4 separate regions of the Homo sapiens genome follow, and all the other regions are linked to region 1. A link is a loop called in an ENCODE intact Hi-C map of the cell type or tissue named here. Cell type or tissue: Calu3. All regions are shown on one strand. Each heading gives the region's core, and the rest is flanking DNA. Links, peaks and the distances in the headings are about the cores only.

What was found. A loop is a pair of places that touch in the nucleus more often than their neighbours do. Peaks named below come from ENCODE experiments on the same cell type or tissue, not always from the same donor. Only the 100,000 strongest peaks of a DNase experiment are listed, where the experiment ranks them.
Region 2: it touches region 1 in a loop (3-fold over the local background); 2 of 110 quality-filtered maps call a loop at or near these places.
Region 3: it touches region 1 in a loop (6-fold over the local background); 6 of 110 quality-filtered maps call a loop at or near these places.
Region 4: a loop joins it to region 1, with 2.4 times the contacts of the local background. A loop is called at or near these places in 2 of 110 quality-filtered maps.

The regions. Positions count from the first base shown.
Region 1 is chr6:155,081,812-155,089,209 of GRCh38, reverse strand. The region is part of intron 1 of TIAM2 (TIAM Rac1 associated GEF 2); the gene reads right to left. Among named protein-coding and RNA genes, the nearest start is that of TIAM2, 90 kb to the right of the region's middle. In Calu3, for the core only: no CTCF peak of the experiment used is centred there; a DNase peak (open chromatin) is centred at 3,419.
Region 2 is chr6:155,149,177-155,156,574 of GRCh38, reverse strand. The region is part of intron 7 of TIAM2 (TIAM Rac1 associated GEF 2); the gene reads right to left. Among named protein-coding and RNA genes, the nearest start is that of CLDN20, 110 kb to the left of the region's middle. In Calu3, for the core only: no CTCF peak of the experiment used is centred there; no DNase peak of the experiment used is centred there.
Region 3 is chr6:155,167,595-155,174,992 of GRCh38, reverse strand. The region is part of intron 9 of TIAM2 (TIAM Rac1 associated GEF 2); the gene reads right to left. Among named protein-coding and RNA genes, the nearest start is that of CLDN20, 93 kb to the left of the region's middle. RefSeq lists enhancers at 1-14, 3,137-3,196, 3,227-3,646, 3,687-3,746. In Calu3, for the core only: no CTCF peak of the experiment used is centred there; a DNase peak (open chromatin) is centred at 3,582.
Region 4 is chr6:154,924,357-154,931,754 of GRCh38, reverse strand. No RefSeq gene overlaps it. Among named protein-coding and RNA genes, the nearest start is that of TIAM2, 67 kb to the left of the region's middle. In Calu3, for the core only: a CTCF peak has its summit at 3,233 (motif pointing left); a DNase peak (open chromatin) is centred at 3,214.

The DNA of each region.
Region 1 (7,398 bases), core at 1,052-6,051:
CAGGTGGTTTCTGGATCCTCTCCTATTATGGAGAATAATACTTTCTTCCTGTATTTGATATGCTACCACCTGGTTATATATTAAAACTCATGGTCCATTAGTCAACACATCAGAAAGTACCTCTTTTTTTTCATTGTTTAAAATGTGAAACAGACTGCTTTCATAGTGAGACTTACCTTTTTAGAAGGCATGATATTAACTCTGTGATGTAAACAAGATACTGTTTTATGGCAATAACCATGTGTCCTTAACCCAGAATGCAGTCCTTGATAAAGAATGCAGACTTTAGGGCAGGGATGTCCAATCTTTTGGCTTCCCTGAGTCACACTGGAAGAGAAACTGTCCTGGGTGCCATCTAAAATACATCAACACTAATGATAGCTGATGAGCTTTTAAAAAAAATTGCAAAAAAGGTCTAATAATGTTTAAAGAAATTTTACGAATTTGTGTTGGGCTGCATTCAAAGCCATCCTGGGCCGCAGGTGGCCCACAGGCCATGGGTTGGACAAGCTTGCCTTAGAGCAAGGGGACTGAGATTGGAGTTCAAACCCCAGCCACTCCATGACCACCTCAGTGAGCTCAGCCCAGTTATTTAGATTGTCTGAGCCTCTGGTTTCTTCAACTATAAAATGGAAATATGATCTACACTACAGGGTTATTCTAACTGTTTAATGAAATAATGCACATAAAATACTTAATAAATTACTTGAAACATGTGACATACTCAAAGTAGCAAAAAACCACAACTAGACTTTCAGTGTAAATGGTCACTATTGAGAAAGGTTTGACTATCACAATGACTCATGCTATAGAAATACACCTATACCGGGGCCGGGTGCAGTGGCTCACGCCTGTAATCCCAGCACTTTGGGAGGCCGAGGTGGGCAGATCACCTGAGGTCGTGAGTTCGAGACCAGCCTGGCCAACATGGAGTGGCTGGGGTTTGAACTCCATGGAGAAACCCCGTCTCTACTAAAAATACAAAACATTAGCCGGGCGTGGTGGCGCATGCCTGTAATCCCAGCTACTCCGGAGGCTGAGGCAGAAGAATCACTTGTACCTGGGAGGCAGAGGTTGCAGTGAACGAGATCATGCCATTGCACTCCAGCCTGGGCAACAAGAGCAAAACTACGTCTCAAAAAAAAAAAAAAAAAAAAGAAAGAAAGAAAAAGAAATACACCTATACAACCTGGCATACTAAAAAGAACAGTTTTCATTTATAGGATATCAGGATTGGGATGGACCCATTTCCCTCATTCTACAGGTGAGAATTTAAAACTCAAAGAGGTAGTGTGATTTGACCAAGGCGACATAATTAGTTCAGAGATTTGTTATATCTGGTCAAGAATGCCTACCTTATAGAATACATTCCATATTTACTTAAAACTTTTAAATTTGCTTTGTCATTAACCCAGTATGGACAAATTTTTTATTTATTTTATTTTATTTATTTCATTTTTTGAGATGGAGTCTCACTCTGTCACCCAGGCTGGAGTGTAATGGCGCGATCTCAGCTCACTGCAACCTCCGCCTCCCGAGTTCAAGCAATTCTCCTGCCTCAGCCTCCCAAGCAGCTGGAATTACAGGCACCCACCACCACGCCTGGCTAATTTTTGTATTTGTAGTAGAGACAGGGTTTCACCATGTTGGCCAGGCTGGTCTCGAACTCCTGAGCTCAAGTGATCCACCTGCGTCAGCCTCCCAAAGTGCTGGAATTACAGGCGTGAGCCACTGCACCCAGCCGAAAAAAATATTTTCAAATGATAAGAAAAGAATACTGAATCAAGCTTCACTAGGCTCTGTCTAAATACATCATACTGACAATCTTTAAAAACCAAGACTTGTAATATTTTACTGATGGCCTCATAAATGATTTACTAACTGAAAACTATAAAATATAAGATCTGCCATATTTTAATGTTTCCAATGATAATAATGTTGGATCTCAAGCATCTGTTACATAACAGAACTTTCCACATGTTCATTCCAAATACCATGTGATTTCATGTTTTTTGGTTTCTATGCCTTTGCATATACTGTTCTCTACAGGGAACACCTCCCTGGAGAACTCCTAATTGCCCCTCAAGACCCAGCTTAAGTGTCTCTTCCTCTGATCACCTACCATCATACCCCGAACCTCACAGGGTTATTGCTCCCTCCTTCACCTCACCACTCTTTCTGATATAGGCAATTGCCTCGCAATTATTTCTTTTTCACTCATTTGTCTCCTTTACTAGAACTCACTTACCTTTCCCCTTTACTAGAACTGCTTTGAAAGTGAAGTACTTTGTTTCCCTGGTGCCTGACACAATTCCTTACTCATGGGTGCTTAATAAATGTGTTCATGAAATAACTGATTCGTCAAATTGCTAATACAACGTGATTAATATGTGGCTTGGCTTGCTTTTCCATCATATCGCCATAACTTGAGTTAAAGAGGAAGCTGCAGCTTAACTACTGGTCATTTTGGTGGTTTTTGTTGGGGTTTTTTTTTTTTTTTTCCAAGATGGAGCCTCACTCTGTTGCCCAGGCTGGAGTACAGTGGCGCGATCTCAGCTCACTGCAACCTCTGCCTCCTAGGTTCAAGCAATTCTCCCGCCTCAGCCTCCTGAGTAGCCGGGATTACAGGTGCACGCCACCACACTTGTCTAATTTTTGTATTTTTAGTAGAGATGGGGTTTTGCCATGTTGGTCAGGCTGGTCTCGAACTCCTGACCTCAGGTGATCCACCCGCCTCAGCCTTCCAAAGTGCTGGGATTACAGGTGTAAGTCGCCGTGCCCGGCCAACTACAGGTCATTTTGGATGGAAATGATTTTAAGCAGGATTATAGAATATTTAAGCTTAGAGCACATTGACTTCATCCCTGTTCACTTTGCAGATGAAGAAAGTGAAGTCCAGTAAAGATCAAGTAGACCTCTCATGTAGACAGCGGGAAAGAGCTAAGACTAGAACTCAGATCTCCAAACAGCTACAACAGCTCTGTTTCCAGCAATGACAAGTTACTGGTTCCAAGAATGCTCTTCCTTGGATCTCAGCGCCTTCCTCAGGACCCTCTCTGCGTTCCTCACATGCTCCAGTGCCACGTGAACAATGAAGCTTCCCTGAGCTGGACTGCAATCCAGCAAGTGGCTATTCTTTCAACAGTGGAGACTGGGCTTCGCTGCCAGGGAAAGTCCCATTTTAAGGGAGAATTTGCAGTGGGCCGGGACTGCAATATCTTGTGACCACAGAAAGATCAAACAGGGCACCTTGAGTATGTGAGTCTATGAGATCCAAGGTGGTGCTAGGTAAACTATATCTATAATAAAACTCAAGCAATGCTATGCTTTTGCTTACACAAAGAGTGCTTGTATCTCTCACAGCACATAGGTGCCACGTGTGGACAGAGTCATCAATCAAGACTGATGGCTCATGCTTTTATCAGCATGAAAACCAGCCAGTCCCGCAGCCTTGGAGCTGCCTGTTTGCACCATGACATCAGTGTAATTTTAATTTAACATGAACACACCTTACATTCTTTTCCCTTGAGCTTTGTGATGAAAAGTGGTTTTATTTTTACAGTGCTAGGGATTCTGCCCCATGTCCTACTCGAAAGCTGAATATAATCCAGACCTTCAACTACATCACAAAGTTGTTTTTTTTTTTAATGGCCACATCTAAGAAATACTACATGATTAGTCAATCTAGAAGCCTACTGCCAAGGACTGGGTGAAGTTCAGAGTGCCCAGAGTTTATAAAACTTTCATTGTCAGGTGAACCAGTGTGCAAGCCCACAGTACGCAGCACAACTGTCAATGCAGGTCAATGAGAAAAGGTGGGGAAGGAAAGAGAAAGTTACTACTTACCCTGTGCCCTTCAAACATGCCTCCCACCTCTACGTAAGTAGAATGCATTTGTTACTAAAAATTTTCTCTCAAATTCATGCCTTCTTCAAATTGTATCTTCTTTGTAGCCACCATCTCCCTGAATTTAAAACATGTTTTAAAGTTGCTGGGTTTACTTTAGCCTCGTTATCAGCTAGGCAGCTTATCAATTCAGAGATTCGACTCAATGTTTGTAAGAAAACAATACAGAAAGTGGGATGTTTTCCAGGACTGGGAGTGAGAAATGTAACTCCCATCTCCCTTAACCCCTCCTGTGACCCAGGTTTGTAGGATCTAACTGGGCCCTCCAGAGTCTCCATTTACAGGTGGATTACTTATTATCTCATCACTCAGGGCCCGTAGAGATTTCAGACATAATGAACAAACCATTCTGTGACTCTTATTCCAAGGCATTAGGTAAGACTACATCATAATGTGGTATGCCTTAAATAACAATTTTCACCAGCCTCCCACGTCCACACTAATGCACTGTTCCTGCACAAAGAACTAATGGAATCAGATGCTGCACTCAACAAAGGAAAACTGTAGAGTTACCCAGTAGACTATAGAATGGGAGAGAAGCTGCCATTCATGACAAAGGGATGACTAATTACAATGAAAACAGCAAGTTTCAGTCTATCCTCCCCAAAGGACAGACTCCTATACACATGGAGCACAGTATTTACTGAGTACTGTAAGCCAAGTTACAAAAAGACCGTTGTTATTTATAAAACAGCCCATGTGAAACACCAAAAAAAATCAATGGCCAGCTAGAAGGAGAACAAGGTATACCCATTTTGTTCACTGCTCTCCCTAGGCTGGTGATCACATCAGTCAATCTGGCTCCTGTTTAGAGTAAGTCTTTCCTGGGAGTCCCACAAGGGTTCACGTATCCAGTGACAAAACTCAAGGATACAAAAGTTAGCACTATTTTTTAGTTAATGACATTCAATTCAAGAAGTATTTGTTGAATATCTATTCTGTTCAAGTCACTATGCTAAGTGCTGGAAATACGATGGTGACACAGCTTGCTTCTGATCTTGCCTGTACACAAGCAAGCCATTAGTCCCAACACGTGTGGTGGGGAACATGGTTGGGGGTGGGGGTAAGAGGCTGTGAAGTGGCTCCTACCCCACCAGAGTGGCCCCTATCCCTGTCTTCAAGTAAGACTCAAATACAAGAATAGTAACACTCACACCACAGAAATTACCTACATGCAGTGCCCCAGGTAGATCAGAATGGATCTTTCTCCACTAGGATCCTATTCGTGTTTTAAAACAGGTCAGTAAGTTCTCTGACACTCCTCTTAGGAAGGGGAGGTGGGCAGCCCTATGCCCCCTTCACCTCGATTCTGCTTCAACCTATATAGTACAGCCAACGTGACACTAGGATTTCCAGGGCTGGGCCAAAAAATGCCAGGAGGTTTATGCCTGGTTCTCTTGGTGCATTTGCCCTGAAGCCCTAAGGCTACATTTATCTGGTTTCGTATGTCATCTGTTGCCACATTGTCCAGCATATAAGACTTTACTTCTGGAAATACTATGCCATCCCTTGCCAAGACAAAAGAAATTGACTTAGCATTGGTATCTAAAAGCTGCCACTGAATTCTGGCTTCCAGACAGAGGGATGATCCTCATCCAGTTGACAGACAAAACTCACCAGGCAAAGTGACTTTCTTCATTAGGGAACAGCAATATAATAATTCCTCATCACTTCCAAATGAACCACACAATCCATGCCCCAAGAATTACACATATTTAGTATCTGGGGAGGCTTGTGCAATATTTACAACATGCACCATGTTTATGGCAGCAGGCTAGTCCTGTGGACAACAGGGGCAGACAATCACATTGCACATTAGAAATAAAGCTGCACGGGGCCAGGAAACCAGCTGTGTGGCCACAGCAGTAAATGCCTGCTTCCCTCTTCCTCCTTCCTATGAAATAAGTGTCTTGCCCATCTCTCTCTCTCTCTCTCTTTTTTTTTTTTTTTTTTTTGAGATAAAGTCTCACTCTGTTGCCCAGACTGGAGTGCACTGGCACGATCTTGGCTCACTGTAACCTCTGCCTCCAGGGTTCAAGTGATTCTCCTGCCTCGGCCTCCTGAGTAGCTGGCATTACAGGTGCACGCCACCATCCCCGGCTAATTTTTGTACTTTTAGTAGAGACAGGGGTTTCGCCATGTTCACCGAGCTGGTCTTGAACTCCTGACCTCAGGTGATCCACCTGTCTCGGTCTCCCAAAGCGCTGGGATTACAGGCATGAGCCACTGTGCCCGGCCCCACCTCTACTTCTTTTCCAGCCCTGTCAATCAATACTCAGAACCATCTCATCATCAGTCCTGGCAAAGAGAGATGAGGCGAGAGAAGAAAGAAGGAATAAGATTCATAAACAAATAGAAGAGAATGATTTTGGGGAGGGAGTGTTAAAAAGTAGCAGGGACTCTGGATTATCCCTTCCATATCCCTCACCATCTGTCAGAACCTCCCACCTAGTTAACTTCACCAATAAAAGCTCCAAGTATAGTAAGGCTCTCTCTCTACAATAGGCAAAATACCCTACTTTAACAGCTAAAGGAACTACCAAAAGACATGATATCTATCCATTCACTAAAGGAACAGCTTGCACTTCTACGATATTTATTTATTTATTTATTTATTTATTTATTTATTTATTTATTGGGGTTTTTTTGGGTTGAGATGGAGTTTTACTCTTGTTGCCCAGGCCGGAGTGCAATGGTACAATCTTGGCTCACTGCAACCTCCGCCTTCTGGGTTCAAGTGATTCTCCTGCCTTAGCCTCCCGAGTAGCTGAGATTACAAGTGTGTGCCACCACGCCCAGCTAATTTTGTATTTTTAGTAGAGACAGGATTTCTCCATGTTGGTCCAGCTGGTCTTGAACTCCCGACCTCAGGTAATCCACCCACCTCAGCCTCCCAAAGTATTGGGATTACAGGCGTGAGCCACAGTGCCTGGCCTATTTTATTTAGTTAGCTAGTTTTTAGAGACAGGGTCTTGCTCTGCTGCCCAGGCTGGAGTGCAGTGGCATGATCATGGCTTGCTGCAGCGTCTCCCTCCCAGACTTAAGCAATCCTCCCGCTTCAGCCTCCTGAGTAGCTGAGACTATACGTATGCACCACCACACCTGGCTATTTTTTTATTTTGTGTAGGGACAAGGTCTCACTGTGTCACCCAGGCTGGTCTCGAATTTTTGGTCTCAAGTGATCCTCCCACCTCGGCCTCCCAAAGTGCTGGGATTACAGGTGTAAGCGACTGCGCCTGGCCTATTAGTACGATATTATCCTTTTCTTTACCCCATCCTTAGATTGAGCAAAGTGCTTCTTTTCAGTACTGAGGCAGGATAGGGATGAAAGAGGTGAATAAATAAAACCAAATGGGGGACCACTGAATAACTACTGAGGCAGAAGATTGGCACAACAGCTGATGAAAAAGGTGGCTTGAGCGAGAACAAAAATGCAAGCAGCAGCTACCCTACAAGAGGGATTCAAGTGCTCCTTAAGAGAAAGTCAGGGGG
Region 2 (7,398 bases), core at 1,366-6,365, 67 kb before region 1:
GCGATTCTCCTGCCTCAGCCTCCCGAGTAGCTGGGATTACAGGTATGCGCCACGACACCTGGCTAATTATTTTTGTATTTTTAGTAGAGACGGGGTTTCACCACATTGGCCAGGCTAGTCTTGAACTCCTGACCTCAAGTGATCCGCCCACCTTGGCCTCCCAAAATGCTGGGATTACAGGCATGAGCCACTGCACCTGACCCAGATGTGCTTTTCCGATGCAACCCAGTCTGGCTGTTGTATGGAAGATGCATCAGACGAAGGGCGAAACCGGAGGCTTCTGCAGTGGTACCGGGAGGAGAGAGTGACAGACAGTCCTACTTCCCCTGTCTACCTCTCACCACCTACCTAAAACCACACTGCATTTGCTCCCACTGTGCCTTGGCCTGGAAGACCCCTCTCTATTCTCCCGGTAAACTCCTCATTTTTCAAGAAGCAACTTGGCCTCCCTCCTCCAGGGTCTTCCATGACTGCACATGAGGCTATATTTCCCATTTCTGTCTTCCACAGCACTGGAATGCCACGTGCACTGAATCACTGTGTTATGTTGAAATTGTATGCTCAACTGTCTGTCACCTGCTAGACTGAGAGCTCAACTGTCTGTCACCTCTCTCTAGCAGGTGCCACTGTCACTGAAGGCTCTAGCACTCTCTCTAGCAGTGCCACTGTCACTGAGGGCAGAGACAGTGACTTCTTTGAGTCTCCAGTCTGTGCACATTTGCCTGACCCAGAGTATGCACCGAACAAACGCTCATTTAACTAAACCAAACATTCTTATTCTCCTAACAAAAACATTTCCAGGCTGGGAGCGGTGGCTCATGCCTGTAATCCCAACACTTTGGGAGGCCAAGGCGGGCAGATTGCCTGAAGTCAGGAGTTCGAGACCAGCCTGGCCAACATGGCAAAACCCCGTCTCTACAAAAAATACAAAAATTTGCCGGGTGTGGTGGCGTACGCCTGTAATCCCAGCTACCCAGGAGGCTAAGGCAGGAGAATCACTGGAACCCTGGAGGCAGAGGCTACAGTGAGCCGAGATCACACCACTGCATTCCAGCCTGGGCGACAGAGAAAGACTCCGTTTCAAAAAAATAGAAAATAAAAACACTTCCAGCTGGGCACACTGGCTCACACCTGTAATCCCAGCACTTTGGGAGGCTGAGGCAGGCGGATCAGTTGAGGTCAGGAGTTTGAGACCAGCATGGCCAATCCCATCTCTACTAAAATACAAAAATTACCAGGACGTAGTGGCACATGCCTGTAATCGCAGCTGCCTGGGAGGCTGAGGGACGAGAATCACTTGAACTCAGGAGGCAGAGGTTGCAGTGAGCCAAGACCATGCCACTGCACTCCAGCCTGGGCAACACAGCAAGACTCTGCCTTAAAAAATAAAAAATAACACTTTCACCATCTCCCTATTGCCTGCCTTAAAAAATAAAAAATAAAAAATAACACTTTCACCATCTCCCTATTGCCTATTGAATAAAGTTCACATCTTCACCCACCACCTCCACAATCTGACTTTATCTCCCTCAAATCCCCTCACAAATATGCTACACTCCAGTGGTTTGTTCCTCAAACTGCTTCCCCCTGTACACATCCAGAAATACACCACAGTATCCTCGTATTTTCCTCAAAGCCTTGTTCTCATTGTTCTCTTCACCAGTTGCCAATTGTCCAAACGCAATCCGTCCTCTTTATGATTTTAAAACTGTATTTAAGTAAATATTTAAACTGAAGCCCACATTTCATAAAACCCAGAGCAGTCTGAACCCTACCAGCAAGTGCTTCCTCCTTCCCCACAGCAACCCCTGGTAGTCCAACCACCTCCTCCCTCCCCAGCCTAATTAACCACAGAAGCAGGCCTGTCTACCCTGGAAATCGCACATAATGAGGCAGGATGGGGGATGCCATCTGGGAGAATGCCAAGACTGCCTAAGGGTGGTGAGGTTTTGTCCTTGTTTACTTGTTTGAAATAATAAGCAGAAAGGCAAATAAAGTACTAACTGGACTTAATTTACAACTCTTCCTCCCTGGGAACTTCAAAGGCGATCTGGCGTGTGGATGGCGGTGTGATCTGGTCCACATTGGACATGCTCAAATGAAAGCTGCATCATCCTGCCCCAGAAACACCCAAGAGGCCCAGGACACGGCCAGAGCATGTCACCACTGACCGTATGTAGCTCAGCCGGTATGTTACAACTGCGATAGTGCCTTTTTATTTCAAAAAGGATCTTCTCCACCCACGTACTTCGAAGAAAACCTGTTCCAGAGAATTTCTGTTGCATGATGTCACCTACATTGCACATTCTATTTTTAGGCTAGAAATGACTACATCTGAGGTTTTCAGGGAAAACCGCTGGGGAGGAAGCTACATAAATAAATGTATATTTATTGAGGTTTTAAAATGCTAAGTGGATAAAGCACTGCTCTTTTACAGATATTTTTAAAAGGAAGTTTAGAGAAAGCTAAATGCTTAGGGAATATTTTGGAGACCCTGTCCTGATTGGTCTTGATCTGTAAATACCTTTGCCTTTGTGGCTTCACATTACATTTTTTTGTCAAATATCTCATAAAAGCAATTTTAAGCAAGTACTTGTTCCTGCTTAATGCTTCCCAGTCTTTGTGTCTGAAGGTAAAAAGTAAACAGCTCTTGGCCAGGTATAGTGGTTTCACGCCTGTAATCCCACCAGTTTGGGAGGTCGAGGCAGGCAGATCACCTGAGGTCAGGAGTTTGAGAACAGCCTGGTCAACATGGTGAAACCCCATCTCTACTAAAAATACAAAAATTAGCTGGGCGTAGTGGTGGGTGCCTGTAATCCCAGCTACTCGGGAGGTTGAGGCAGGAGAATTGCTTGAATCCAGCAGGTGGAGGTTGCAGTGAGCTGAGATTGCGCCACTACCCTCCAGCCTGGGTGACAGAGCAAGACTCTGTCAAAAAAAAAAAAAAAAAAAAGCGTAAACAGCTCCTTTACAACCTGCTGACAAAGGATGCAAGGACAGCGGGCACAGCAAACATAACTCAGGCTACACACTACAAAGCCCTTCAGGAACATGTGACTAAATCATAACCTCAAAGAGTGCAATACGGTGAGGAGAATACTTCCAGGTAGAATTTCTTTTTTTTTTCTTTTTCAGAAATAGGGTCTTGCTGTGTTGCCCCACCTGATCTTGAGCTCCTGGCCTCAAATGAACCTCCAGCCTCAGCCTCCCAAAGTACTGGGATTACAGGTGTGAGTCACCGTGCCTGGACAAGAATTTCTAAAATCAATCCCAATTGTCTGTTACCAGAAACTCACAAGACTAACATGAGAAAGGGAGTGCATGTACGGCAGGGGTTGGGAGAAGGGTGTAGGGGAGAAGGGAGTGTGGGGAGGACACAGGAAGGGGTTAGGGCCTGGGCTATGGGGAGGGGAGAACCAAAAATGAAAAATTAGTAGCATTAGAAAGGTGCACTTAAAATAACTAAAGTGATGATTCTGTCAAAGAATGGATAATGGACCACAAGTGATAATTACCCTCATTCTTTAAAACAGTTTCTCTTCAGGCCACCTGACCATCCAGACCCCTGGATTTATGTAAGGGTTTATGTTCAAGTAACCTCCCCTCTTAATCAGAGAATAGCACCAACTATGATGTCATCAATTAAACATTTACAAACTATGGACAAGGGAATACAATTACATTTAATGCAAATTTAAATTTTTAAAAAAATGTCTGCTTAGACTCCTTGTGGCCACAGAGAAACCCCCACCCACCACCACCACACACACACAACAGGCCAGGAGCCTCTCAGTGTTGCCAAATGTCCCTTTTCTCTCCCTAGCCCTAAACATCTGACCCTACCCAAAGACCTGAAAACTCCAAGCTGGGCATCCCTTCGACTACGATTATGGTCAGGATGAGATTTTTGACTGGGGTGCTCTGAACACTCTGAGACACTCGGATCCACAAGTCTCATCTCAGGATAGACAGGCTGTGGCTGCCGGATCCTGGAAAATCAGCACCATGGATGAGACATGGTACAAAGAAAACTCTGGGATAACCGTGTCTCCTTCAGGCTCTTTGATCTGTCCCATCACCTCCACATGGACTCCCAACCTACATTCCACACAGACAGAGAGCGGGGAGGTACGGCTGCACTGCCTCGGGAGCTGAACGCCCCCTGGCTGTGAGCAGGGTGAGGCCCCTTAAGAGGGGCAGGCAGGGCCTGAGAGGAGGCAAGCTGGGCTCGTGGGGGCAGCTCTCCCTCAGCAATGTCAGCAGCTGTGTTCTTGTTGGATCCCAAAGCCTTCCACCTCCTGCATTCTTCTTGGCAGTTTTGGCTTCCTCGTTAAAACTATTTTGTACTTTGGAGTTTAAATGGCATATCCTGGTTGAGCAACAGTTCCGCTCAGGGGTGTAAGTTACTGTCTTTAAGATTCTAAAAAATTGAGATTAGCCGTGGTGGCTTACACCTGTAATCCCAGCACTTTGGGAGGCTGAGGCAAGCGGATCACCTAAGGTCAGAGTTCGAGACCAGCCTGACCAACATGGTGAAACCCCGTCTCTATTAAAAATACAAAATTAGCCGGGCGTGGTGGCGGGCGCCTGTAATCCCAGCTACTCAGGAGGCTGACGCATGGGAATCGCTTGAACCTGGGAGGTGGAGGTTAAGATGAGCCAAGATCACACCATTGCAATCCAGCCTGGGCATCAAGAGCAAAACTCTGTCTCAAAAAAAAAAAAGAAAAAAAAAGAAAAAAAAAAGATTCTATAGAATTACAGAAAATTATGTACCCTGTTATACATTTTCCATGTAAACTGTTGAACTTGTGTCACTTGGGACCAGGCCCTTGTATCTATACACCCAGCACAGTGCCACTCCACTGCCTGACACCTTTTGCCCCACTCTGTCCTCCAAGCTGCTGCCTGATTAATCTTCCAAAGACACTACAGTCATCATGCTTTGTCCTCAGCTTAAAAACCTGTATCCCCCCACCTGAAAGCAGAGTATAAAATAAACCTTACCATCTGAGCCTTGCATACAAGACCACTATGGGCTGAATGTGTCCCTCCGAAATATGTACGTTGAAATCTTAATGCTTTAGGTGATGGTATTAGGAAGTGGGGCCTTTTTAAAAGGGGCAATGATTAGGTCATTGTTTGGAGTGCAATTTATGGGTATAGTGTAAATATGTTATCACAGTTAGTTTGTAAGTGCAGATGTCTGCCAGAATGCCCAAATCTGTTTAGACCAACTGCATTGGGATATTCCAATTTGAGACGACATCACATGCTAGGGCGCACCAACCTTCAAGATAACCAGACACAGGTGGATCCCCAAACAGGGACTATAAAAAGAGAAGCCCTCAGGCAGCTCGACCTGCTCTGCTGAGACACAGACTCGTGAGGATGAGATGCTGCCACTCAGAAAGGGACCCGGAGTCAGGCTTGCCATCTCCTTGACTGAATGCTTCAGCCTCAACATTCCAGCCTTGATACCAGGGGAAGCTATTCCCAGATGCCTGAGGACTTCTGTGACCAATCCTGTGCCTATTCATGTAAGATCCCCGACTTGTTCCTAACAGGGTGAAAAACAAGAGTTGTGTGTAGCGTGAATGGGGATAAAATACCAATATCTGTTAAGAACTGTTTGCGTGCCAACAAACTGTGTGATTCAAGCATTAAGTTACGGTGTCTTTCATCCTTCACTGCTTAATCCACTGCGCACGACAGTCATAATGGTGAGCCCTCGTGAATAGGATGGATGGCCTTATAAAACGCGGCCCGGAAAGATCCCTCGCTCCTCATGTCATGCTAGAATACAGTTAAGAAGATGCTTCTAGAAACCAGAAAGCAGGGCCTCACCAGACACTGAATCTGCCGGCATCTTGATCTTGGACTTCTCAGCCTTCAGAACTCTGAGAAATAAATTGCTCTTGTTTATAAGCCACCCGCTTTACAGTATTTTGTTCCAGACTAAGACACAGACTGAAAAAGCTTCATTGCCTATCCAACCTAACTGCCAACTCTTGTCACTTCCCAAACCTTTGACTCCAGTGTGCTCCAGAGCCCCAAGCCACCACTCAGTCACTTCCAATTGTCTCTCCATGCTCGCCCAACACCCTTCCAGCCTGGAAATCCTTCACACCTCTTAACAACTTTTTAACACCATATTCTTCCAGGAAGTCTTCATTTCCTCAAGATCACAGTACAACCTCAACCCTCTGATCTCCCATAATATTTGATGACTATACCAGCTGTCACCTAACTTCGATCATTTTAGAATGACCTTTAGTTTCATGTTCATAAGGCTTGCTCTCTAACTAAATTATAATTTCTTAGAAACGGGGTCCATATTTTACAATTATTTTTATTTCTTTAAGCCAGGTGCATCTATTAGGTACACCAGTATTTGCAGATGGGAAAATAAGCAGGAGGGAAAGAGCTGAGATGGGAGAAAGGCAACATGAGATATGAGAAAAGGAGAAGCAAAGGTAGATAGAGTGAGAAGATTAATGAGGGGCAGAGGTCGGAATTATTTGGTTATTTTGCTATTGCCAATTGATACATTATTCCAAATTCTCGGTGTATCATTGAATGCATGCCTTTAATCAGTTTCCTATTTTTAGACAGAAATTTTTTCCTACTCATGCTGAATTCTTTTTTTTTTTTTATACAGAGTCTCACTCTTCCCCCAGGCTAGAGTGCAGTGCACAATCTTGGTTCACTGCAACCTCTGCCTCCCAGGTTCAAGCGATTCTCCTGCCTCAGCTTCCAGAGTAGCTGGAATTACAGGCGCCCACCACCGTGCCCAGATAATTTTTGTATTTTTAGTAGAGATGGGGTTTCACCACGTTGGCCAGGCTGGTCTCAAACTCCTGACCTCAGGTGATCTGCCCACCTCGGCCTCCCAAAGCGCCGGGATTATAGGCGTCAGCCACCATGCCCAGCCTCATGCTGAATTCTTCATATATACACAGATGAAAAAACTTCCAAACAAGGTTAAACATTCAGACATAAACAGAGGTATTATTTAATTTGCAATTTAAATAAAACACCACATGTAAAATTCCTTTCTAATAAGTCACACTATGTCTAAATTGTTGTGTTACCATGAAATTTTTTTTCCTAAAGAAACTGGTTTCTCTGTAATAACTTAACAAGTAACTAAAGGAAGAAAAATGCAAGAACCTGCTCACTATCTATCTTCATCCCATTCCTCATTCAAGTTCCCAGGTCATTTGACAACTGGTTTTGGAGGGGGCTGTAGTGGATTCTATAGTGAATCACCCGGATTCCCCCTTCAAGACAGAGGCATTGCTTTCCTTTTCCCAGCTCACACACAGATCCCCTCGTGGTAACTCACCTCTATTGAGGGGAGCTGCCTTGCCCTGCTGGCCTGAGGGGACGAAGGCC
Region 3 (7,398 bases), core at 802-5,801, 86 kb before region 1:
AACCCGGTGCTTAGCAACAAACAGATGCTGCCTTAAAGGTGCAGGCCCCACCTCTGAAACCAGGCTTGTTGAGAAGCAAACTAAAACCCAGCAGAGGTCACTGTGGAGTAAGAAACATCACAAAGAACAAGGCCCGGAGGAAGTCACAGGCTCCCACTGAGGGTGACAGAGCAATTAATTTACTGCTGCACTTTTGGAGATCAGGAAGAACGTAATTATGGATAAACAGGTGTGGGAGGAACATGAGCAGTACAAATTAACACTGTGCCTTCACACCCTCTTGTTCTCACCGTTACTGACAATCAGAGAAAGACTGTATCACTTGGCCGGGCGCCATGGCTCACGTCTGTAATTCCAGCACTTTGGGAGGCCGAGGCCAGTGGATCACCTAAGGTCATGAGTTCAAGACCAGCCTGGCCAACATGGTAAAACCCTATCTCTACTAAAAATAAAAATTATCCGGGCATGGTGGCACGCGTCTGTAGCCCCAGCTACTCAGGAGGCTGAGGCAGGAGAACAGCTTGAACCTGGGAGGCAGAGGTTGCAGTGAGCCAAGATCGTGCCACTGCACTCCAGCCTGGGCGACAGAGGGAGGCTCCATCTCAAAAAAAAAAAAAGACTGCATCTCGTGAGACCAAATGAAACAAGCTCCTGATGTGCCATCAGTTCACTCACCACTCACAGCCAGCCCTCTCAGGAAGGCACCATCATCACTTCCTATGGAAAAGGCAAGAAAAATATGGCTCAGGAAATTCTAGAAACTTGCCCAAGTTTACACAACTAGTGCCTATGGTACTCCGGGGATCTGAAGGGTGGAAGTCTGGGATGAGCTGGTTCACACCACCACTATACTACACAGAATGCCCGCCTGGCAGTTAACTCCCTTTATATAAAATGGGTGCAACCCAAATCTCCTGATTACTTTCCATTATTCTAAGCCACACACCATGTTCCCATTGAACAGAATGGCTCAGGGAACATTCCCCAGAAGGGAGTGGCATGCTCCTGCTCCACACCGGTGCTCACTTCCATCTCCTCTCTCTGCTGTACCGTCCTTACAAGTAGAGTCAGTGCTGAAACCATATATACCCTCCAACCTGGTTTAAAATGCCCCTGTCTTATGAATTCTCTCCTATCTCTCCTTTCTCTGCCCTCAAGTCCTCTCACTTAGATGAGTTTACTCTCCTATGTCCCTGGTACAGCATTTGGCAAAGCCCAGCTCACAGGAGAGTCACTTCTAAGTCCCGCACCAGGAGAAGATGAATACCAGCAGAGGCTTTGTCTTCTGCATCCTCATTCTCCCTCAGCCATTAACACAGTGCGTCCCACACCCAGGACACACCCAAAACTTCAGTGCTGAGCTGGATACAACTAGAAATTCACAGTCATATTACAGGCAGAAGGGTAAACGCTGTCCGTTTTCAGTATCTTACTCAAATCTGTTGACATAGTGTCAAGTTCTTAATGCTCTCTGGAAGCTTCGAGAAGAAAAATTAACAGATTATTGAAGGAGAATAAGTTCTGGACAAGAGAAAAGTGTGCAGATAGATGGAAGGATGGAAGGACAAAAGAAATAATCCTATTAAAATCCATTAAACAAGGTGCTGTGCTACAACTGCTCTGAGCAATGGTTTTCTGAGTCTACACTGTTGACCCAAGATCTAGTGAACCATAGAAGAGAAGACGCCTATCAAAGCCAAGGCCATCAAAGAGTAAGACCCTCTCAAGAGAGTCCCTCAATGAAAAGTTAAATGTAATTTTTGGTGTGTGTTAGGCAGACAGACAGACAGACACACACACACACACACACACACACACACACAACCCTCACAAATGTATACAGTTCAAGAAAAGTAAAACCTGGTTATTCAAAGGAAGCACCAAGAATTTAAAATTAATTTATTAAAACTAGAAAAAGAAAAAGCTACTTGGTGCTTACAGATCTCTTAGGTTGTTGTAAGCTTTGCCCATTTGGAGGGAAAGTTGGATTAATTCTCTGAAGGAAGGTCAATGCTATCCAAGTTGAAAATACACATGCTTTAGTTTCAGGAAGCCAGATGAAATATTCTCCAATATTCTTTTCATAAAAAGAAGAGAGAATCCTAAAAATAAGCATTAAAAATGGAGCCATCTGGAAAACTCTTTTTCCAGGTTACCCATGTCAAAGATGCTGCTATGTTAAATTAACCTTTTTAACCACCCAGAATTCCACGGTTGGCTACCTTTGCCAGGACTGTTACGCACCTACCACGCCTCCTACTCTACTTCCTCCCATCAAAGAAAAAAAAAAAAAAAAAAAAAAAAAATATATATATATATATATATATATATATATATATATATATATATATTTCCAACTAGCCTCTTCAAGGTTTCCTGGTCCTGAGAATGCAAATGGAGACAGAAAAAATACAATAATAGCAAGGCAATCCAGGTCAAATCTCAGCCTTGTTAGGGGCTGTTATCTAGTGCCTCTGCACTTCTGTTCCTTCACCTTCAAAAGAGGTTAAAAACGCCAGCCTCGTGGGGTGGTTAGGAGACTGATGGGAGGAATTGCATTTGAAAGACATAAATTGTAAAGATTTTTTTTGGAAGCTGAGGCTGGATCAGGGCATTATACTGTACTGGGAGTAGCTACTGCATTTCAGCGATGGCCACTATAAAGAACTTCCTGAGAATCATCCTTTGTTCCAAAGCCCTGGGCCACTGTTCTGGCCACTGCTGCTCAGATCACCTTGCAGTCAGCTCCAACTGGCCATCACGACACGGGAACATCACTGGGCTGCAGCCACAGTCACTCCAGACTGACTAGTGAACGTCTGCAAATCACTTTAGCTCTCCTTGGAGGGCATTCCACAGAAGTATTTATTATTATTATTATTACATCAATGGTCCTGAAACCACATGTCAAATTACTTATGCTCAGTATGCAGCAAGGAGAAAAAATTGAAACTCCGTGTGTTCTCACAGCAGATGCTTTTGGATCAAATGGCTTGTAATTACTACTTGGATCACTGAAGGGAAGTGAGTAGCAAAATCACAATCTGGCTGTCACAAATGGGCCCAAACCACCACAGTGGCTGATAAAAGGAAAGTCTATTTGCAAGGGAGATGAGGAGAAAACACAAAAGGGAGTTGCACGCTCCCAGTTTTCTTAACAACAGTAAAATGTCATAGAAGAGAAAGTGTTTATTTCCTTCTTGGACTGAGGCCCACACATCGGTTGATATGAAAGAAAAACAAAGATGGATCTAGCTAGCTCGCTAGCTGTATGCATATATATATGCTATGTAGGGTTGTGTATTAATATTCTCTCTAAACAGATTACCATACTGTGGTGAAGAGTAAGCTGTTTCATTCATATTTTCCATTTAAGAAAACAATATTAGGGGGTTTGTTTTGGTTTTGGGGTTTTTTGGGGTTTTTTAGGTTTTTTTTTCAGTTTACAGCTCATGACTAAGATGACAATACTGCATTCACTCACTGCCACAGAAAGTTGGAATACCCCAAGCCAATTTTCCAGAAGAAGGGGCCAAGGCCCAGGGGCTGTCACAATTTCTGCAATGAAGCTTCTGGGGTTGCCGCCATCTGAGCCTTAGTGGGGACTTTGTTGTCACAATCTCCATGACAAACACCTCCCTTCAAAGGCCGTGTAAGACTCACTATTACTCATCCAGACGTTCGTTATGAAAAGCTTTCATTTTTGGCAAGCCAAAGTGTCCTCTAAAAAAATGTTCAAGTAAGACTGGCTTTATTCCAGACTTAACAGATTTTGAATTAGGGTGACTCACTGTTGGGCTGTTATATGATGCATCAATTAGAGTGAAATAGTTTAAAATGCACACGGCCCCTCCCTCACAACAGCCTTTCTGTGTTATAGAAATGGGCGTAATGTACTTATTGTATAAAAATAGGTTTGTGCAGGTTACAAGTATTCTCCAAGAATGATTAGCAGATGAAAAGTAGCAAAATGAAATATTAATTATTTAGCCAGCTCAGGCAGAATTTTAAGTCCCAGAGATATAAAAAAACAAATTACACCCTTAGTTCTATCTGCCATTCTATCTGAATCTAGTTATCTGGGTACGATAGCACAGAAATTACAGAGGCTGCATTAAAATTGTCCTATAAATGAAAGGAATTTCTTCAGTATCCCTACATCACAAGTAATGCTTAGCTAAAACAAATAGGAGTAAAACAAATGCAGAAATCATAGTTTCTTCTCACTCCTTAGAGCATCGATGGGACCTGTTGATTTGAGCCCATCTTAAGCACTAAGCTTAAATTCTCACTGTAAGTGGCTACATCAGCAAAATTTATTTTCAAAGTCCAACATAAACTCTGTTAATAGGAAGTGTACTGATGCTATAGTTTCATAACTTTCTTTTTTCAGGGATGGGGTCTTACTCTGCCACCCAGGTCAGAGTGCAGTGGTGCGATCTTGGCTCACTGCAACCTCTGCCTCCCAGGCTCAAGCAATCCTCCCACCTCAGCCTCCGAGGAGCAAGCCACTACACTCGGATAATTTTTTGCATTTTTGATAGAGACAGGGTTTCACCATGTTGCCCAGGCTAGTCTCAAATGATCCACCTGACTCAGCCTCCCAAAATTCTGGGATTACAGGCACGAGCCACCATGCCAGGCCTCTTAACTTTCAAAGTAAGAATTTTACATTGTTATATAATGCTGGAAGAGATAGGACCCTAAAATTATGGGCCTTTATTACAAATCAGTCATCCTCAGCCATTAAATGACTACATCTAATAGAAATAGGGCATATATAAACTATATCGATTACAAGCTTTCCTGGGAGCCATGACATACGCACTTGACAGAGTGGCTAACAGTAAGAGATGGTAAGTGCAGAGTAAGAACTGGCTGGGTGCAGTGGCTCACGCCTGTAATCTCGGCACTTTGGGAGACTGAGGTGGGTGGATCGCGACGTCAGGAGTTCAAGACCAGCCTGGCCAACATAGTGAAACCCCATCTCTACTAAAAATACAAAAATTAGCCAGCCTTGGTGGCAGGTGCCTGTAATCCCAGCTACTCAGGAGGCTGAGGCAGAAGAACTGCTTCAACCTGGGAGGCAGAGGTTTCAGTGAGCCGAGATCACGCCACTGCACTCCAGCCTGGGCAACAGAGTGAGACTCCATCTGAAAAAAAAAAAATTATTTGGTGGAGGAGAAATTAAATAACACAGCTTCATGGGGATGTTGTGGGTTTGAAAAAGGCACTAGGAAGAGGCATAGGCACATCTGGGATTTCATGCTCTAGGATTTCATTCAGAAATCATTCTGAGGATTTGTTTGGTCAGAAGCAATTCTAGGGATGAGGAGACATTACTCAGGCTCCCCTTGACGGCGCCTGGAGAGACACAGCATAGAATGTACTATCTATGTGAAGATCCCTGACAACCCTGAGAGGAAAATGCAATTTTGTATTCACTGAACTCTCAAACGAAGGTAAGTACTGCTGAGGAATAGAGATGTATAAATCAAAGATATTATTATGACTTCAGTCTAGTCATGTCACTAATTTTAAAATGGAGTTAACATGAGGTTAGATACCTCCAAAATGCTTGGCATTCAAGACTATCTCTTTAGAGAATACCTACTGGGACCATTTTAATTATAAATCTATTTTCAAGGAGTTCATGTAAAGATTCTGAACCAGCATTCCTCGCTTAAGTTAGCATTTGTGGCCGGGTGCTGTGGCTCACCCTGTCATCCCAGCACTTTGGGAGGCCGAGGTGGGTGGATCACAAGGTCAGGAGATCGAGACCATCGTGGCTAACACGGTGAAACCCCATGTCTACTAAAAACACAAAAAATTAGCCGGGCGTGGTGGCGGGCGCCTGTAGTCCCAGCTACTCGGGAGGCTGAGGCAGGAGAATGGCATGAACCCGGGAGGCGAAGCTTGCAGTGAGCCAAGATCGTGCCACTGCACTCCAGCCTGGGCAACAGAGCCAGACTCCGTCTCAAAAACAAAAACAAAAACAAACAAAAAAAAACAGAAAAAGTTAGCATTTGTGTCATTCATGTAAAACAAGATGGCGGCCATCTATAGCAAAGTTTACCTCACTGGAGTTACTGGAGTTTTGAGGTAGCTGAGTTCCAGAAAATCCATGGCTGCCACTTGAATCAAATATCTGACAGATGGGGGAGGAAAAAGACTAATGAAATGGCCCTGTAATATTCATCTGCCAGCTACCCTTTTTCATTATTTAAAAACTAAAGTTCTATAACATTTTAGAAGAGCTTCATATCACAATTTGTATCATTATTCTAATACACTTAAAGTTTTTATTTCCCGCATAGTTACGTTTTACTTTTTTATGTCATCTATTATTTAAGTCGGCCTGTAATCCCAGCACTTTGGGAGGCTGAGGTGGGTAGATCACCTGAGGTCAGGAGTTCAAGACCAGCCTGGCCAAAAGAGTGAAACCTCATCTCCATTAAAAATACAAAAATTAGCCAGATGTGGTGGCACCCGCCTGTGGTCCCAGCTACTCAGGAGGCTGAGGCAGAGAATCACTTGAACCCGGGAGGCGGAGGGTGCAGTGAGCTGAGATCATGCCACTGCACTGCAGCCTGGGCAACAGCACGAGACTGTATCAAATAAATAAATAAATAAATAAATAAATTCATTCTTGATATGCTTTTAACCAAAAAGTACATGTTTCTGAAGGTGTGAAACAGAACCAACAAAATCAAGCTCATACCTACTTTTTTTAATGTGCACAGAATAAATCTTGGAAGAAAATATAGCTAAATGTTAAAAGTGGTTTGTTTGGGTAGAAGAATTAAAAACAATTGCCTTTTCCAAATTTCACCTTCTAAATTTTGTAATGGCATAATTAACATTAAAAACAATATAAACACTTAGAAATACCTACTAAATCAACTTCATTCAGTTATATAAATACTGACACTGTAATTAGTTTCATATCTTTTTAAAACAAAAAATGTTCGACCAAATGCTTTTGTTTATCAAAAAGTCTATGTTGAGAACAAATTACCACAGATGCTGGGTAAAAACCATATTAGGCTCATATCTAATTAGCAGAATGTCTACACCTAAGAAAAAATAAGCAAGTTATTTATCAAGTTATTATTTATATCGAATATACTGTCTTGATTAAAATACCTTAAGGACATTAGTTAACCATCAAAGAAGTTCAGTTCACAAAACATAAGTGCTCGGTGTTATGGCTCAGACCTGTAATCCCAGGACTTTGGGAGGTTGAGGTGGGAAGATGGATTGAGGCCAGAAATTTGAGACTAGCCTGGGCAACATAGGGAGACCACTCCCATCCCCATTTCTACAAAAACAATTTTTAAAAAATAAAGAAAGCATAGGCCCACCATTAGCAAAGGGTTTGCAGTTGACTACAGTCAA
Region 4 (7,398 bases), core at 838-5,837, 160 kb after region 1:
AAAATCAGGCCACCAACCCCAAACACAAGAGTATAAGAGCAGTGTAGGATAATACTTCTTTCTAGCTTAACGTCTTACAACAAATCTGTTGTAAAAGTTCTTTAAAAAGGAACGTTCATCTGGAGCTTAAAAATATGCATACAGGAGATTTGACAGAGGGTATTAGTTTCTCGCTACAGGCAGGAGCCCCACTAAGCTGATCTGAGGATACAGTAAAGGCAAAGGTACGCAGCACCTCCAGGAAAGGGAGGTGGAGAAAGAAATGCCTTCATTACATTCATCAGATCAAGTTCTCAAATCAGAATTCAAATCCTCAGTTCTCAGTGCTGAATGTTAAGCCACGGAACGTTAAGATTAGAAAACCGCCAAATGAACCTAAACAATTCATCCCTTAAAAAGGAGATGGTATTGTGACCAAACTTTCTTCTTTAAAGTTGGGTACCTGGGTCAGGTATGGTGGCTCATGCCTGAAATCCCAGCACTTTGGGAGGTCGAGGCGGGTGGATCACTTGAGGTCAGGAGTTTGAGACCAGCCTGGCCAACACGATGAAACCCCAACCCTACTAAAAATATCAAAATTAAAAGAGAAAAAAAAAATTAGCCTGGCGTGGCGGCACATGTCTGTAATCCTAGCTACTTGGGAGGCTGAGGCAGGAGAATGGCTTGTATCCAGGAGGTGGAGGTTGCAGTGAGCCGAGATCATCCCACTGTACTTCAGCCTGGGCGACAGAGAGAGACCCTGTCTCAAAAAAAAAAGGAATTGCTCTGAGACCAGTCCAGACAGTGCTGCCTCCATCACCACGCATGGCTTAACTGACACAGAAACACAAGATGCTTTCACCTAAACAAGGCCTCTGTGTTACCCAGACAGAGCGTTCACAATGTGGGAAGCCCCCATTTTCTCAGCCCCGGAAATCTGTTAAATCCTATCAATGCAGGAAATTGAAAAATTCTCTTCTCAGGAGATGGTTAGGCTGAGAACTGATAAGTGGTGCGGTGAGGGGAATCTGCCTGGAGCTAGGAGGATGAGGCTGGTCCTTGTGTTTCCATAATCCTATTAAGCAGTCCTAGCCGAATTTAATCTGGTCCTGAAGTGGATGGCTGGAAGATAATAGGTCTTGGACTTTAAGTGTCACTTAACTATATAGGTAAAACTCTAATCTCTGCGCTCAAGGGCCCATCAGTGTAATCAAACTGAGGACTCTCAGAGGAACCTGCTTCCCCGGCAGCCTGGGGTTGTAGCAAACGGTAGTTACAAAGTGCTCCTTGGAGATAGGTGCCTTATTTGAGTGGAAGCAATTTACTCTGTTCACTAGAAACTCATCCTGTCTAGACGACAGGGTTGATCTCAAGTGTTGGAGTAAAGAGGAAATCCTCCATAACTTGCTTGCCAAGGTAAAGACTCAGGTTCACCCTTGGAGTAACTGTAATCAATCTCAAGACGTCCTCTGGGTAACAAAGGATGCTGAGACAGCTGCTTCTTCATTAGCCAGGAACACGAAGTAGAAACCATCGTGAGCAGAGTACCCATTAGCTGACTGCAGCTCAGCCCCCACCATGGATGGCCAATTTAGATGAATAAATGTGCTTTTGTCTAGTTGTTCTATCAATTACTAACAGAGGGATGTTAAAATCGCCAACTGTGATGGTGGATTTATCTATTACTCCTGTAAATTCTGTCAATCTTTTGTTTTCTTTCCTTTTTTTTTTTTTTTTTTTTTTTTAAGACAGGCTCTCACTCTGTTGCCCAGGCTGGAGTGCAGTGGCACAGTCATAGATCACTACAGCCTCAACCTCCTGGGCTCAAGAGATCCTCCTGCCCCAGCCTTCTGAACAGCTGGGACTACCGGAGCGTGTTGCCACGCCCAGCTAGTTTTTAGTTTTTTGTAGCAACAGGGTCTCACTATGTTGCCCAGGCTGATCTTAAACTCCTAGGCTTAAGCGATCCTCCCGCCTTGACTTCTCAAAGTGCAGGGATTATAGATGCGAACCATGGTGCCTGGCCTGTCAATATTTCTTCACGTATTTTAAGCTCTATTACTGGACATACACAGTTTTATGCCTTATATGTTCCTGGACAATTGTCCCTTTTACCTCTGGTAATATCATCCTGAAGTCTATTTTATTGTATATTAATATGGCCATTCGAGCTTTCTAAAACATACTGTTTGTGTGACATATTCCATCTTTTTTCTTTCAACTTATCTGTATTTATATTTAAAGGCAGCATAGAGTTGGGTTTTTATTTCTGCAGCCTAACAATTTCTGTCTTTAAATTGGACCGTTTGGTCAATTTATATTTAATGTTAACTACTGATGTGATTGCATTTAAGTCTGCTGCTCGAATTTATTTTTAGTTTCTCTCATCTGTTTTTTAAATTCCTCTGCTCCTTTCTTACCTTCTTCTGGATTAATTAAACATTATTTAGAATTCCATTCTTATTTCCCTATTGCCTTTTAGCTGTGCCTCTTTGTATTTTTTTTAGAAGAGTTAATATGATATTTATTTATTTATTTTTTAGAGATGGAGTTTCGCTCTTGTCGCCCAGGCTGGAGTGCAATAGAGTGATCTCAGCTCACTGCAACCTCCGCATCCCAGGTTCAAGCGATTCTCCTACCTTCAGCCTCCCAAGTAGCTGGGATTACAGGCGTGCACCACCACACCCAGCTAATTTTTGTATTATTAGTAGACACGGGGTTTCACCATGTTGGCTAAGCTGGTCTTGAACTCCTGACTTCAGGTGATCCACCCACCTCGGCCTCTCAAAGTGCTGGGATTACAGGCATGAGCCACCTCACCTGGCCCTAATATGATTTTTAAAAGAACAAAAACAAATACCCTAATACCATCTGCCTCAGGATATCAAATCAATATATTAAATGATGTAATTGGTTATCTAGAAGAGCTGAGAATTCTCCCACCGTCACTCCTACCAAGTCCTTAAAAATAGAGAAAAGCAATTCTTCTAGCCCTTCTATGATTCTATACAGGAAAAGAATTGAGAGGTTTTTCTTTAATCTTTATAAAAATTGAAATCCCTGAAACTTCACAACTTCCATCCTAAAGACTCAGATTTCTGCACTTCTGTTATGTTTCCTCATGGCTCTTCCATGAATTTCCTCTGTACTCATGCAGGATTGCAATGCAGTCTCTGAAAATACTCTCCAAAATCAAGTGTCAGGCCCGGAGAGAACTAAACAACTCTACGGCTTGCAAGGAGCGCCCTCTTGAGGTAGCCTTTATACAAATGTTGAAATCTGTATGCTTTGGCTGAATTCACACTTCCAGCATGGCAGGGTAATAAAATCAATCAATCCAGAAGATACACCAGCTAAATTACGGATGTAAATATCTTCTTATTAGAAGTGAGTTCTAACTCCTGAAAGTCAAGATACTCTCTAGCAGAAAAAAAGCAAAAGCAAAAACAAAAAACAAAACAGTGCTTCACTAAATGTATTCCTTAAATATAAAGTAATACAAAGCTAGAAATACACTAACAATCAGAAATATAATATGATTCCAGCATTCTGGTGCTCCTGTTCATTTTTGATATTGTTCCTTATCTTGAACACGAAAAGGTAAGCTTTCTCCAGGGAGACAGCTGGTGGGTGTGGATGTGTCACACAGTGGTCAAGAGAAAGACTCCTGATCAGAGGCACCAGAGCTTCGAGACTGATTCTGACACTTCCCAGTTTGCGTGAACCTGGGGAAGGTTTTTGTTTGTTTGTTTTGAGAGTGCAGTGGCACAATCATAGCTCATTGCAGCCTTGACCTCCTGGGCTCAAGTGATCCTCCCACCTCAGCCTCCCAAGTAGCTGGGACCACAGGCACACACAACCACACTAGGCTAATTTTTCAGTATTTTTGTGTGGAGATGGAGGTTTCCGCCATATTGCCCAGGCTGGTCTCGAACTCCTGGGCTCAAGTGATTCACCTGCCTAGGCCTCCCAAAGTGCTGGGATTACAGGTATAAGCCACCACGCCTGGCCTTGGGGGAAGTTTTTTAATCCCCTTAAGCCATGTGCAAAATTAGGGTGATAAGAGAATCTACTTCAGAGGGTTGTGAAGAGAATTAATAAAATGCACACAGAGCCTGGAGCACAGGACCCAGTGCAGAGGGAGCCTTTGTGCGTGCTGGTGCTACTGATACTATCTATGCTTGTAAGACTCTAATGGGGCCAGGCGCGGTGGCTCACACCTGTAATCCCGGCTCTTTGGGAGGCCGAGCCGGCAGATCACGAGATCAAGAGTTCGAGATCAGCCTGGTCAACACAGTAAACCCTTTTCTCTAGCAAGAACACAAAAATTAGCTAGGCATGGGGTGGCGCACCTGTAATCCCAGCTACTCGGGAGGCTGAGGCAGGAGAATCGCTTGAACCCAGGAGGCAGAGGTTGCAGTGAGCTGAGATTGCACCACTGCACTCCAGCCTGGGCAACAGAGCAAGACTCCGTCTCGGGAAAGAAAAAAAAAAAAGACTCTAATGAAGAGCAGGACACCAATAAAAAGAACAAAAAACACTAAATCTGCTCCTTGTGTCCCTGATTATTACACTCTTTCAACTTTAGAAAAAAAATTCATTTTTTTCTTTTTTTTTTTTAAACCATCATTCAGGACGTTGTATGCTAACTTAAAACAACAGCAAATTTAAGGTGTTGTGCATATGACACTTGAACAAGCACAGTCCAGAGGATGAGTTGATTAAGTCACTTGCCCGATTTTCATGGTTCAGCCAAAGCTACCCGCACAGTTCCAATGCCCGCTCTCCGCCCTAAGCTATGGTGAGGCTGCCTGTCTGACTTGATGCTGGAAATGTGGAAGGACCATGTTCTGTTGAGATTGGTGATCTTGTTCCAAACTTCCCCTAACTACCAGCCTGGCATCAGAACAGAGGTCATGCTTACACCTTTGAACCTGCAGCCCCCGAGGTAATGCTGTTGCAAACCTCTCTGGTCAGCTCTGAGTCTTCTATTTGTTTTTGTTTGTTTGATTACTTGTTGGGCTTAGGTCTCCACCTCTGCCCAGAACACTGAAACGGCAAACAAAGCTGGGAAACTGGCAGGAAAGTCTGCAAGACTTGAACGATATTGGAGAAACACGAAGGAACAAGAGGCAGAGAGCTAATGACCTTGTTTTCCAACAGATGCAATGGTGCTGTTAGGAAAACACCCAAAAGGAAGCACCCACGTGGGAGGATGGAGATTATGACAAGACCGGAGAAAGTCATGGAAGGTCAAACACCATCGGGCAGTCAGGAGTTGTCTGGAAGTTCCAGCAGGGCACGGCAGAAACAACTTTGCCCAGCACCCTGTGCACTTGGGCAGGGCAGGCCCGGGGGAGAGCTCAGGGCCACCACTGATGCTTCTTCCCCAAGTGTGAGCTGGGGAACATCAAGTCACACAGAGCCGTAGGACAAACCCCAAGCATCCTCCCATAGCCTCGATTTTATTTAAAAATTCCTAGGAGGTGCGGTCGGAGAGTTAAGTAGTTTGATATAGCACAAATCATGACTTGTATATTAAAACAAACCTATAGGTAGGAATAAAGGGTAAAGTTCATACATAGTTTTATGGCCACACAGGGGTTTGTGATAAAACAGGCTATTTCATGCTTTTGGCAAATCTCTGCTGTGCCCTTGGCCCAGAGGACAGGGGATTTGTTTTTCTCCTTTGCCAGTAAGAGTAACTGGGTGGGGGCTGGGTGCAGTGGCTCACGCCCGTAATCCCAACACTTTGAGATACAGAGGGAGACCCTGTACCTACAAAAAATTTTAAAACTTAGCCAGGCACCAGGCATGGTGGCACGCACCTGTGGTCCTAGCTGAGGTGGAAGGATCGCCTGAGCTCAGGAGTTTGAAGCTGCCGTGAGCTATGACCTAGCCACTGCACTCCAGCCTGGGTGACAGAGCGAGCCCCTATCTCAAAAAAGGAAGAGAATAGAAGAGAAGAGAAGAGAAGAGAAGAGAAGAGAAGAGAAGAGAAGAGAAGAGAAGAGAAGAGAAGAGAAGAGAAAAAAGAAAAGAAAAGAAAAGAAAAAGAGAAGAGTACCTGGGTGGGGAAAAAGTCAGAACTGCTGCTCTAAAACATCAGAAAGCCCCCCATCTTAGCTGTGTGGTTTTGTGAAACCTCTTTGAGGCTTACCTATTGACCATTCCAAGTGCTTCTGTATCCCGAACCCAGTTCAACTGACTAACCATTACAGCAGTAACATTAACCGTGTTACAGTGATGCAGAGCCAGAATTGCCCAGGCATGGGCAAAGGGAAAAGTTTAACCTCCTGACTGTTCCCACTACAAGCCTGGCAGACCCGCTGCCATGGCATCACCTGGGACTAGTTAGAAAGGCCACAGAGGCTCGCGCCACCCCAGATCGGGGAACAGACTTGAGCACTGCTTGCTGTCCCCTGGCCAGTCAACTCGCATTAAAGCTTTATCTTTTCTTATCATCCGGTACCATCACATTGGCTTCTGTGCGAGAAGCAAGCTCCGTGCTGGGTAACCCTTCTGACATGCAAGTCTTCACCTAGGTAGCAGGGATGCTTGGGGGACATGTAGAAGCTTCCAGAGAGTACCAGATGTTGTCCCATGTGGGGAATCCAGACTACCCCCATGCCCTTGCTACAGAGCAGGCCACCAGCCCCTCTACTGAGAGTGGCTCAGCCGGCTTTAAAGGTGAGCCGACTTGGAGGCGCGGCAGGCTTACAGGGTAGAGGGGAGCAATGTGCTGGGGACCAGCTGGACTTCTCTCTCCTGCTGAGGATGAACCACAGCAGGAGACTGCGTTATCCCACCTTCCTCTTGGGACCTGGGAAGGACTGGAAAGGTCCCAGAGGTGAAAACAGAAGCTATGCATAGCATTTCCCAACAGCCTCACCACAGCATCTTTTCAGATCTTGATCTACCCTGGATAGGAAACTTAAAATGGAAGGTGATAAGCCAGAAGCTCTTAAAATTAGGAACGTGTTACTCAAAGACCCCCTTGGCTTTTGTCTTGGCAGATATCACAGCCACCTTGAGGAGTTTTCATTAGGATTGCTAGTGAGGCTTGTGGAAATGCTGTCTGTGGCCTCCTGAGGAAAGGAGGTGTGTGTGTGTGTGTGTGTGTGTGTGTGTGTGTGTGTGAGCATGAGAGAGAGAGAGAGAAGAGGTAGTCTGAAGTTCAAAAGCACTGGCAGGAAATACCAAGTTCTATTTTTAAAAAATTAACTTTCAATAATTATAGCTGACATCCTATGAAATAGGTAAATATAATTATCCCTTTTCTTATCAGAAAACTGGCACTGCAGAGTTCTTTTCTTTTTTTTTTGAGACAGAGTCCCACTGTGTTGCCCAGGCTGGAGTGCAGTAGCATGATCTCAGCTCACTGCAACCTCCACCTCCTGGGTTAAAGCGATTCTCCTG